Linked DNA regions of Homo sapiens: region 1 is linked to region 2. The links are chromatin contacts, found by Hi-C or POLR2A ChIA-PET in ENCODE. All regions are on one chromosome and are shown on one strand. Each heading gives the region's core, a stretch centred on a gene start or an enhancer-like site at or near the end of the contact. The rest is flanking DNA. Distances are from core to core; before and after follow the strand shown. Region 1 holds the start of KCNJ2-AS1 (KCNJ2 antisense RNA 1). Region 2 overlaps LINC01483 (long intergenic non-protein coding RNA 1483).

What was found. Hi-C counts contacts between places; a loop is a spot of excess contacts on that map. ChIA-PET counts read pairs that join two places held with the same protein, here RNA polymerase II (POLR2A). Pooled maps may share reads with other maps.
Region 1: a loop to region 2 is called in a map of endothelial cell of umbilical vein, with 4 times the contacts of the local background. The contact joins the promoter of KCNJ2-AS1 here to the enhancer-like site in region 2. A Hi-C loop is called at or near these places in 1 of 168 maps with a recorded cell type or tissue (endothelial cell of umbilical vein) and 3 of 50 pooled maps. POLR2A ChIA-PET finds 5 or more read pairs at or near these places in 1 of 52 experiments (endothelial cell of umbilical vein).

Annotation. Positions count from the first base shown.
Region 1 is chr17:70,167,119-70,171,466 of GRCh38, reverse strand. It overlaps KCNJ2-AS1 (KCNJ2 antisense RNA 1), which reads left to right and starts at 2,065. Exons shown (of 1, transcript NR_036534.1): 1 at 2,065-4,348. KCNJ2 (potassium inwardly rectifying channel subfamily J member 2) reads right to left here and starts at 1,935. Exons shown (of 2, transcript NM_000891.3): 1 at 1,766-1,935. RefSeq lists a silencer at 1,880-2,339.
Region 2 is chr17:69,868,099-69,872,120 of GRCh38, reverse strand. All of the region lies in intron 4 of LINC01483 (long intergenic non-protein coding RNA 1483), which reads right to left. Among named protein-coding and RNA genes, the nearest start is that of LINC01497, 92 kb to the left of the region's middle. Within about 2 kb of position 1,305, at least 4 of the 41 ENCODE cell types and tissues checked have a DNase peak (open chromatin) inside an H3K27ac peak, as active enhancers do.

The DNA.
Region 1 (4,348 bases), core at 816-3,315, 300 kb before region 2:
AGGATAGGAAATAAAGATAGCAAAAGAAAACGTACTGGGCTGAGAGAGAGGTCTGCTAATGAGTGTTTAGAGCAGCTATTCCCCAGCTGACGCCATATAGAACAGCCTGAGTGTGCTCTGGGCACATGTTGCTATGTGAGCACAACTGCTAGGAAAGCAGCCTCTTAGAAGCTCAATAAACATGAGGGAGGAGGAGGGGGAAGTGGGGAGGGGAGGGGGATACCCATCTATCTACGTGTGAGCCCCCTGTCTAACATTTATACTCAACGACACTTGGCTTGTAGCACTGCTCAGCATTTGCATACGCTGAAAAACAGACATGTTTGGTAAATAAAAATATACACTTAAAAAAATCTGAAACACTTAATCTGTGCAGGTAGCTGTTTTCAATCTTTCAGGCTACGCAAAAGTCATACAAGGACGCTACAGCTAACCAGAGATTCTACAACTCAGGAATCCAAAGGATGTAGAAAGACTGTGTTCTTTTATTTTTTTTAAAAGCAAAATTCACATGAGTTTAGATCAAATATTTCTTATGGAGACCAAGAACATTAAAAAATAAAGTGTCATTAAAATATGAGAGAGGAGGAAGCTAAGTAAAATGGCCTTGACCTTATCCTCACCCTTTCCACCATGCTTCAATTAACATCTCTTACCCCTTCTGAGCACCAGGATTTTTCCAGATAATGGCAAATAGAAATGAAACATTTGGAAGTGAGCAGGAAAACGCTAACAAGTGTACAGATAATGTACAGCAGACACACAACATTGGTTGGCGAGAGGAAATCTGGCAGCCTATTGATTATTAATGTGAAAAGAAAACAAATGATAAAACGCAATATGGTTTCTTTGCATATCCGAGGTTTTCAAATAACACCTTATTTCCTAACAGGTAAAATCTGAATTTATGAAAATCGTCGGAATTCACAGCCTTTTATCCTAGTGATCATCCTATGATATCCTTACCCAGACACAGACATTAAACTGCCCATTCCCTATCCCTATTTTTTTTCCAATTGTCATGATGAATCCACGCTATGATGCAATCTTTTTGCAGAATCAAGTCGTTTTGACTATTTTGCTTTCCTAAAACCACACTGTCTTCAAGCCAGGTATTAATACCATTATTACTGAAAATAACAAATTGGTTAGGGGAGAGTGATATGTAATGTGAAAGTTTTGCGATCCTCAGGCTCAAATCCAACTCGGGCTCCCGCTCTTCTTTCAGGAAGGCAACTTTGAGACACTCACTCTGTTTGAAACTCACAGCTATACTTGAAGCAATGACGAAAAAAAAAAAAAGCCAAGGATCAAGAATAGTGCTGAGTCCCAAGCTTTGCCAAGGTTTAAGACCAGGGCTCAAGACGCACCCCCAAACCCGCAACCACGTTTTCTTTCTTTTTTTCCCCACTTAGAGTGAGAACCGAACACAGACGCTCTCGCCCTTGCCTCCAAACCCAGTATCTCGCTACAGCTGGTGCATTGGAAGTTATGAGCACAAACAGATGCTGCAGAGAAATCTGTTTCTATTGCTCAACTGTTCCAAGCATGTCTCAGTATTTTTAGCTCTGGGGATGTTCTGGTGCGCACACAAACTATATAGGCATGATCTGGGACTCCGGAGTGTGGGTGAGCGCTACAGCAGTGTGACAGCTGGGCACCTCTGGAGCAGCGGGGCAGGGTAGGGTAGGGGACGGCGGCCAGAGTCCATTCCCCAGGACACACCGGCAGCGAGCGAAAAGGAAGAAAACACAGCAGCCCTTACCTGTTGCTGGCGCAGGAGCATGGGGACATGGAGTGGAAGTGGGGGGTACAGAGGCATGTAAGATCCAGTGGTTTGTAAAAAGCGAGTGAGCCAAAGCAAACCAGAATTCCCAAGACCCAGCCCGCCGGCGCCGGGAAGGCTGCGCGCTGGCCAGGGCTCCAGTGCGCTCTGCAATATCCTGGGCTCTTTTGAGGCGGTCCGTGCGACACCGGCTCTCCTGGCCCCGCCCCCGGCCGCTGCCGGCCAATCGCAGCGCGCCTGGCCGCGCGGCCGGCCCCGGGAACCGCGGCGGGGAGGGGAGGATGCTGCGAGGCGTTGCCAGCGGAGGGAACCTGCCGCCGCCTCGTCCCCCTCCACCCTCGGAGCCCGGCCGGGGAGTCGGGCCCGGGCCGGGGAGGAGGAAGTTGCGGCCCAGCTGGGACAGCAGCAGGTGGGAAGCTCCGCGCCCGGCTGTTGCGGCTGCCTGATTGCAGCCTGGCCTTGGGCAAAGCTTCCTACTCCGTCTGGAGCCCCACACACTTCCCGGTTCCCCCGCTCTTGGGCCGCTTGCCCTGCGTGCTCCTCGAGGGGCCTGCGAGGTGCCAGCGCCGGGTAGAGACCTTTGCCGCAGGGGCAGGATTGTTCGTCGGTCCCGGCGCGTCTCCCTCTCCACTCCCTCTCTGCCGGAGCCCCTCGGCCCTTCGAAGCCCCCCGCGGAGGCTGCAGCGCCCGGAGAAGCCACTGAGTCAATGGGGCGAGGGACTGGGGCGGGCGCGCAGAGCCCCCAGGATTGAGACGCGCGCAAGTGCGGCCACTGCAGCGCCGCTTGGCTGTTTGTTCTCCCGACTGTTCGCGAATTACTTACAAGGCGCCTAGGCTTCTCCGAAGGGTGGACGGCTCGTTCCCTCTCGCCTTGTCCGCCCTCAGTCTCTCCACCACCGCCCGGCACGCTTTGCTGATCTAAAATCAGAACAATTAGAGAGTAATGATTTTTTTTGGAATAGCAACTCCTACAGACACTCAGATCTGCCCTCGCTTCAGCGCCTCCCAGCCCTCCTTCCCAGCAGCCAGGCGAGAGCGCGCAGACCCCTAAAAAGCAACTTCAGTGTTAACCGGGTCTGGATCCTGGAACTTTATAAACTAATCCGTGTGTGTGTGTGTGTGTGTGTGTGTAAACCGAAGAGTAAGTGCCTATTATTTCTGAGTACTTCGGTGTCCTAACGAAGCTTTGCTCCTAAAGGACAGGATATATTTTAGGAGTCTTTCTTTCCACTGAGTTTTTTAAATGTTTATTTTCTCGAGCGATCAAATGTGTCTTTTGTGCAGTTTATTTAAACCTCGTAAGGCCTCCTTGAGTCGCTGAACTAATTCAGCAAACTAGCTGGTATTGTGGACGGCGCAGTCGGGGTGGATTTTTGTGTGTAGGAGAGGTGAAACTGACAATTCAAGGAAAGGTTCTGTGCGAGTCCCCACCTCCCATCCTCATATCCACACGTGGCCCCTAGGAGGTGCTGGTGAAATATGCTTGCTTAGGTTTCGCAGATCCGCACTTACTCCTGCCTTAACAAGTGTGCCTTTTTTCTTAGCACTGAGCAAGGTACTTAAATTAAAAGGGTGTGCAAGAGATGATGCACTCGGTGTGGCTGCTCTGATAGCCAAATGGCGATGTGGTCCCAGTTAATGTGTTGAGATTATACTGTTCACCAAGCCCTGTTACGAACTCTGTTGCCATGCACGTGGGAATAATGCCTGCCCCAAGGGAGGTCTTCTTTAACATCTATTTAGTCATGTGTTATTTATAAACAGCTTGAATTAATACTGTAAAATAGACGGATGTCTAAGAATCTAGGCTGTAGCCTAAAGCTAAATGAACCTGAGGGTAGACAAGTTCACTCTGTATTAACCAAAGGATAATGAATGAGTTCACCGCTCAGTTCAATAAGCTTCTTCTGAAATATGCTTCCTCCTGGACTTCTAAGAAACAGGCCAAAAGTTTAATTATCCCTTAAAACATGTTAAGCCTAAATAGAAAAAGGAAATTAATCATTTATAGATTTTCTCTTCTTTATTATGATTCAGTTGGTGCATCTGTAGATGGCTAAGAATTTTCCAAACCACGTGAATTCAGAGAGGCAACACTTTTGTTGTTGTTGTTTTTCCAGGTAATGAGCTCGCTTTGAAAACCAGTCACTCGGAAAGGGATGGCATTTTTATGCAACTTGGATTGAAATGGTTTTGCTTTAGTATTCTACTCTAATTAGAAAGAATACACCACAGGCCGAAATAGTTTCATATGATAGGAAAATCTTTAAAGAAAGGAACACAGAGTTATTAGATTATGGTTGGCTGTATAAATTTAGCTGGGCAGCGGGAGGAAGGTCATAATAAATGTATCCTGCTCTCTCTCATCAATTATCAGCAGCACATCCCCCAACATTCTCTCCTCCCAAAGACTGAAGGATGTGCAGCAAAGCTTAGATCTTGAAGGAGAAGGTTCGGGAAAAATTAATGATTTTAATTAGAACTTTCCAATCTAAGTAGAATCATTACCTTAATTAGCTAAATAAGGAAGTATGAAGGATGAAATTTTGCAAATGAAATTTT
Region 2 (4,022 bases), core at 56-2,555:
AGGGATGTGTTTAGATTCTCATTGAGAAAAGAAAATATAAGTGCACAAATGACATTAAGCAATGGTAGATGATGCTAATTCCTGTGAAAAACGTAAAACGGATAAATGGAGTAGAGAGTAACAAAAGGAGAATTGGGAGAGTTCTTTCAGTCCAGACAGTTAGAGCCGGCCTCAGTGAAGAGATAACAGAGGAGACAGATTCATGATCGTAGGGAAGATTAATCCAGGCAGAAAAAGAAACAATTGCAAAGGCTCGGAATTGAGCCTGTTTTATTATGTCACACCCAACATGGAATTTCTTCCTAGAATTAGAGGAGAGGAGAGAATTTTTAGATTATGCATTTCTTTAATTTTTTTAATTGCAAACTTCTACTGCTGAAGAATAGGAGCTCTCAGACAACAGGATATTTTGCCAAGACATGAAAACAGCTTTGCTCCTGGAAAATTATTTTAATTGTTCTGGTGGGAGGTATTGAAAAAATATTTACTGGAGATTCACTTTAGGGCCACAAAATTAAAACAGCAATTTAGCAACAGGATCATAGTTAGTGATGTTCGGAGACGTATTTGGTTGTTTCGGTTTATTTTATTTTATGGTAATTTAGCTGAGGTAGCTTTTATTTATTCAGAAATATTTACCCCTTTTCATTAATGATATGTGCTCTTACAATGAAATTTTTTTTTTGCTTTTTTTTTCTCCCAAGTACATCTTAATTAAAGTTTAGCCAATTTTATGCATTGAAAAGTGTAAAAGTATTCCCTGAGCTGAAATTCCTCTGAAAGAGTGGAATAGAGCATGCTTCTTACTGATCCCAAGTGTTCCAAATTCTGACCCAAATAAGACCTTTGGGGGTTCAAGCTCATTTACATTTCATAAAATGTAACTTCCTATTTCTGGAGAATAAAAGGCTTTGAAAGTCACAAGGAAACGGCTCAAAAGGCATCCAGGGCATGAAATAGCTTTAACAAATCCTGCTTGATGAGTTAAGTGTAAAGGAATCAGAAACATATGGATTACATTTCCCATAAAATACACATAGGCTTAATAGCGAAGAAGAAAAAGTGGCTGTGGCCCAATGTGATTCAGGTTTTTTCGAACCTAAAACATTTGGAAAATAGTTCAAGATGGTTAATAAACCCCAAAGCAAGCCCAGTCTGTCCTTCCTACTGTAGGGAGGAATGTGCTGGATTTCAATGCAGTACAAGAGGGTGTCTGCTGGATTACTGACAACTCTCTTTGTCACACAAACAGTACCTCCTAGGGAGACAGAGAGAAAGGCAAGGCAGGTTTGCACTTGTCTGAGATATGCAGAATACTTTGGACCCCACTGGCAGAAAGTGCATGTTTCTTGGTCCTAACTCCTCCTAACAGCCATAACCTTCTGACTCGGTCATTTCAAGTCATGGTTATGGAAAGCCTCCTCCTCTCCTTTCTTTCCATGGCCACCTCCATCCTACTCACTCACCCACCCCCTGTAAAAAAAAAAAAAAAAAAAAGAAGAAAAGAAAAAGAAAAACATCAACATTTCTAAAATTGTTCTTTAAGAGATTGTTCTAATCTGAGCTCATTTAGGAAATGAGGAGTTTGAATAAATTGCATTCCCAGGCTTAAATTACTGTGTCATTCTTGGTGACACAATGAACCCTTTCACCTAGCATTGTGTCCTAGGAAATTACAATTCCTGCCTTGAATGGACCTGCTAGAGAACAAGCAGAGGGTCAGTTGCAGATCATTAGTCAGAGGGGATCCAGAGCCCATGAGTCAGGACCTCTCACTGTTGCAGGAAGCAATCCTGACCACTTACCCCCAAGTCTCTTCAGGCCCACTGCCCTGGGGGAGCTACCACACACTGCAAAAGAATGTCCACACTGTGACTGCAGTGTGGGGACCAGAGACGCACTGAGTCAGGCCTGCTCTTTCAGGTGGAGGTCAATGCTGTTCTGTCAGGCAGAACCAGTACTCCTTTGAGATGCAAGATTTTGAGGAAGTGCTTTCCAGCAAATGCTCCACTTTCTTCAACTTCACAAATTCTTTAAGGTTATCATCTACTTTCCATTTTCACAATCACAACCATTATTCGGGGATTCTTATTCTACCCATTATGTCCACAGTCTTCAACTTAAAGCACCAATCCAACCATATCACCTTTCAGTAACTCTTTCTTCAAACATTTGGTCATCTAACTACTGACCTGTCAGATTCTTACCAAAAAAAATGACCAAGTAATATTGAAACCTGGGGAAGCCTTAGCATTTTCAATCTTAGAAGGCAACTGAAAACAACCTACAGTGAGTAGTTATGTAAATGAGGTGTGTTTAGATTCTGAAGATGATCAGACCAGGCTATCTTTGCCAGACTTCTGCAGGGACTCTGGAGTCTAGAGAGAAGGCAACTGAATATCCATGTGCTGCCTTAACCTTGGAGTCCTCAGGATTCTAACTTGCAAGTTTTCTGCTTAGAACTCAGCATTTGGGGCAATGGCTTCCAGCATTTTTTTTTTCCTTTTCCTTTAAGTTCTGGGATACATGTGCTGAACATGCAGGTTTGTTACATAGGGATACATGTGTCATGGTGGTTTGCCGCACCCATCAACCCATCATCTAGATTTTAAGCTCCGCATGCATTAAGTATTTGTCCTAATACTCTCCCTCCCCTTTCCTCCTACCCTCCGACGGGCCCCGGTGTGTGATGTTCCCCTCCCTGTGTCCATGTGTTCTCGTTGTTTAGCTCCCACTTATGAGTGAGAACATGCGGTATTTGGTTTTCTGTTCCTGTGTTAGTTTGCTGAGGATGATGGTTTCCAGCTTCATCCATGTCCCTGCAAAGGACATTCTTTTTTGTGGCTGCAGCATTTTTGAATATAAAAAATCTTACAGTTCACTATATTCACTTCCCCATTTTAGATCAATACTCAAGACCGAAGGCTTTCTAGTTATCTAGCCTTCCTCATCTTGTCCGCAGGATTATCTGTACTTTCCTGTCATTAGACACCTCTTCCACAGATTACCACTCACTCAAAGCCACCTCTGCAACTCTGTGTTGTGTCTTCTGCCTGACAGACTCTTCCTAGTGCTACCTGCAATATCTGTTCCCTCTCTTCCCCCAGTGCATAAAGCCACTCCTTAGCAAGTTTAACTTCTTCACTTTCTCTCAAAATCTTGTGCCTTCAATTTACCCGGCTGGATGTTTTGTTTGTTTGTTTGAGACAGTGTCTTGCTCTGTCGCCCAGGCTGGAGTGCAGTGGTGTGATCTCAGCTCATTGCAACCTCCGCCTCCTGGGTTCAAGCGATTCTCCTGCTTCAGCCTCCCGAGAAGCTGGGACTACAGGTGCCCGCCACCACACCTGGCTAATTTTTGTATTTTTAGTAGAGATGGGGTTTCACCATGTTGGCCAGGCTGGTCTTGAACTCCTGACCTTGCGATCCACCTGCCTTGGCCTCCCACAGTGCTGGGATTACAGGCGTGAGCCACCGCACCCGGCCTGGATGTTTCTTTACTAAACTCATCTCTACCTGATGCGGTTTGGATATTTGTCCCCTCCAAATCTCATGATAAAATGTAGTATCCAGTGTTGGAGGTAGGACCTGGTGGGAGGTGTTCAGATCATGGGGGTGAATCTCTTATGAATGGATTATCACCACCCCCTTGGTGATGAGTGAGTTCTCACTCTGAGTTCACATGAGATCTGGTTGTTTAAAAGTGTGTGGGCCCTGCTCCCTCTCTCCTTTTCCTGCTCTGGCTGTGTGATACACCAACTTCCCCTTTTCCTTCTGCCATGATGGTAAGCTTCCTGAGGCCTCACCAGAAGCAGAAGCTGGCACCATTCTTCCTGTACAGCCTGCAGAAGCATGGGCCAAATAAACCTCTTTTCTATATATATTACCCAGTCTCAGATATTTCTTTACAGTAATGCAAAAACTGGCCAACACACCACTTGACATATTGTGTACAGGTCAGCCATCTCTTATTCTTATTCTTATTCTTTTTGTTTGGGGTTTTTCTTTTCTTTTTCTTTTTTTCT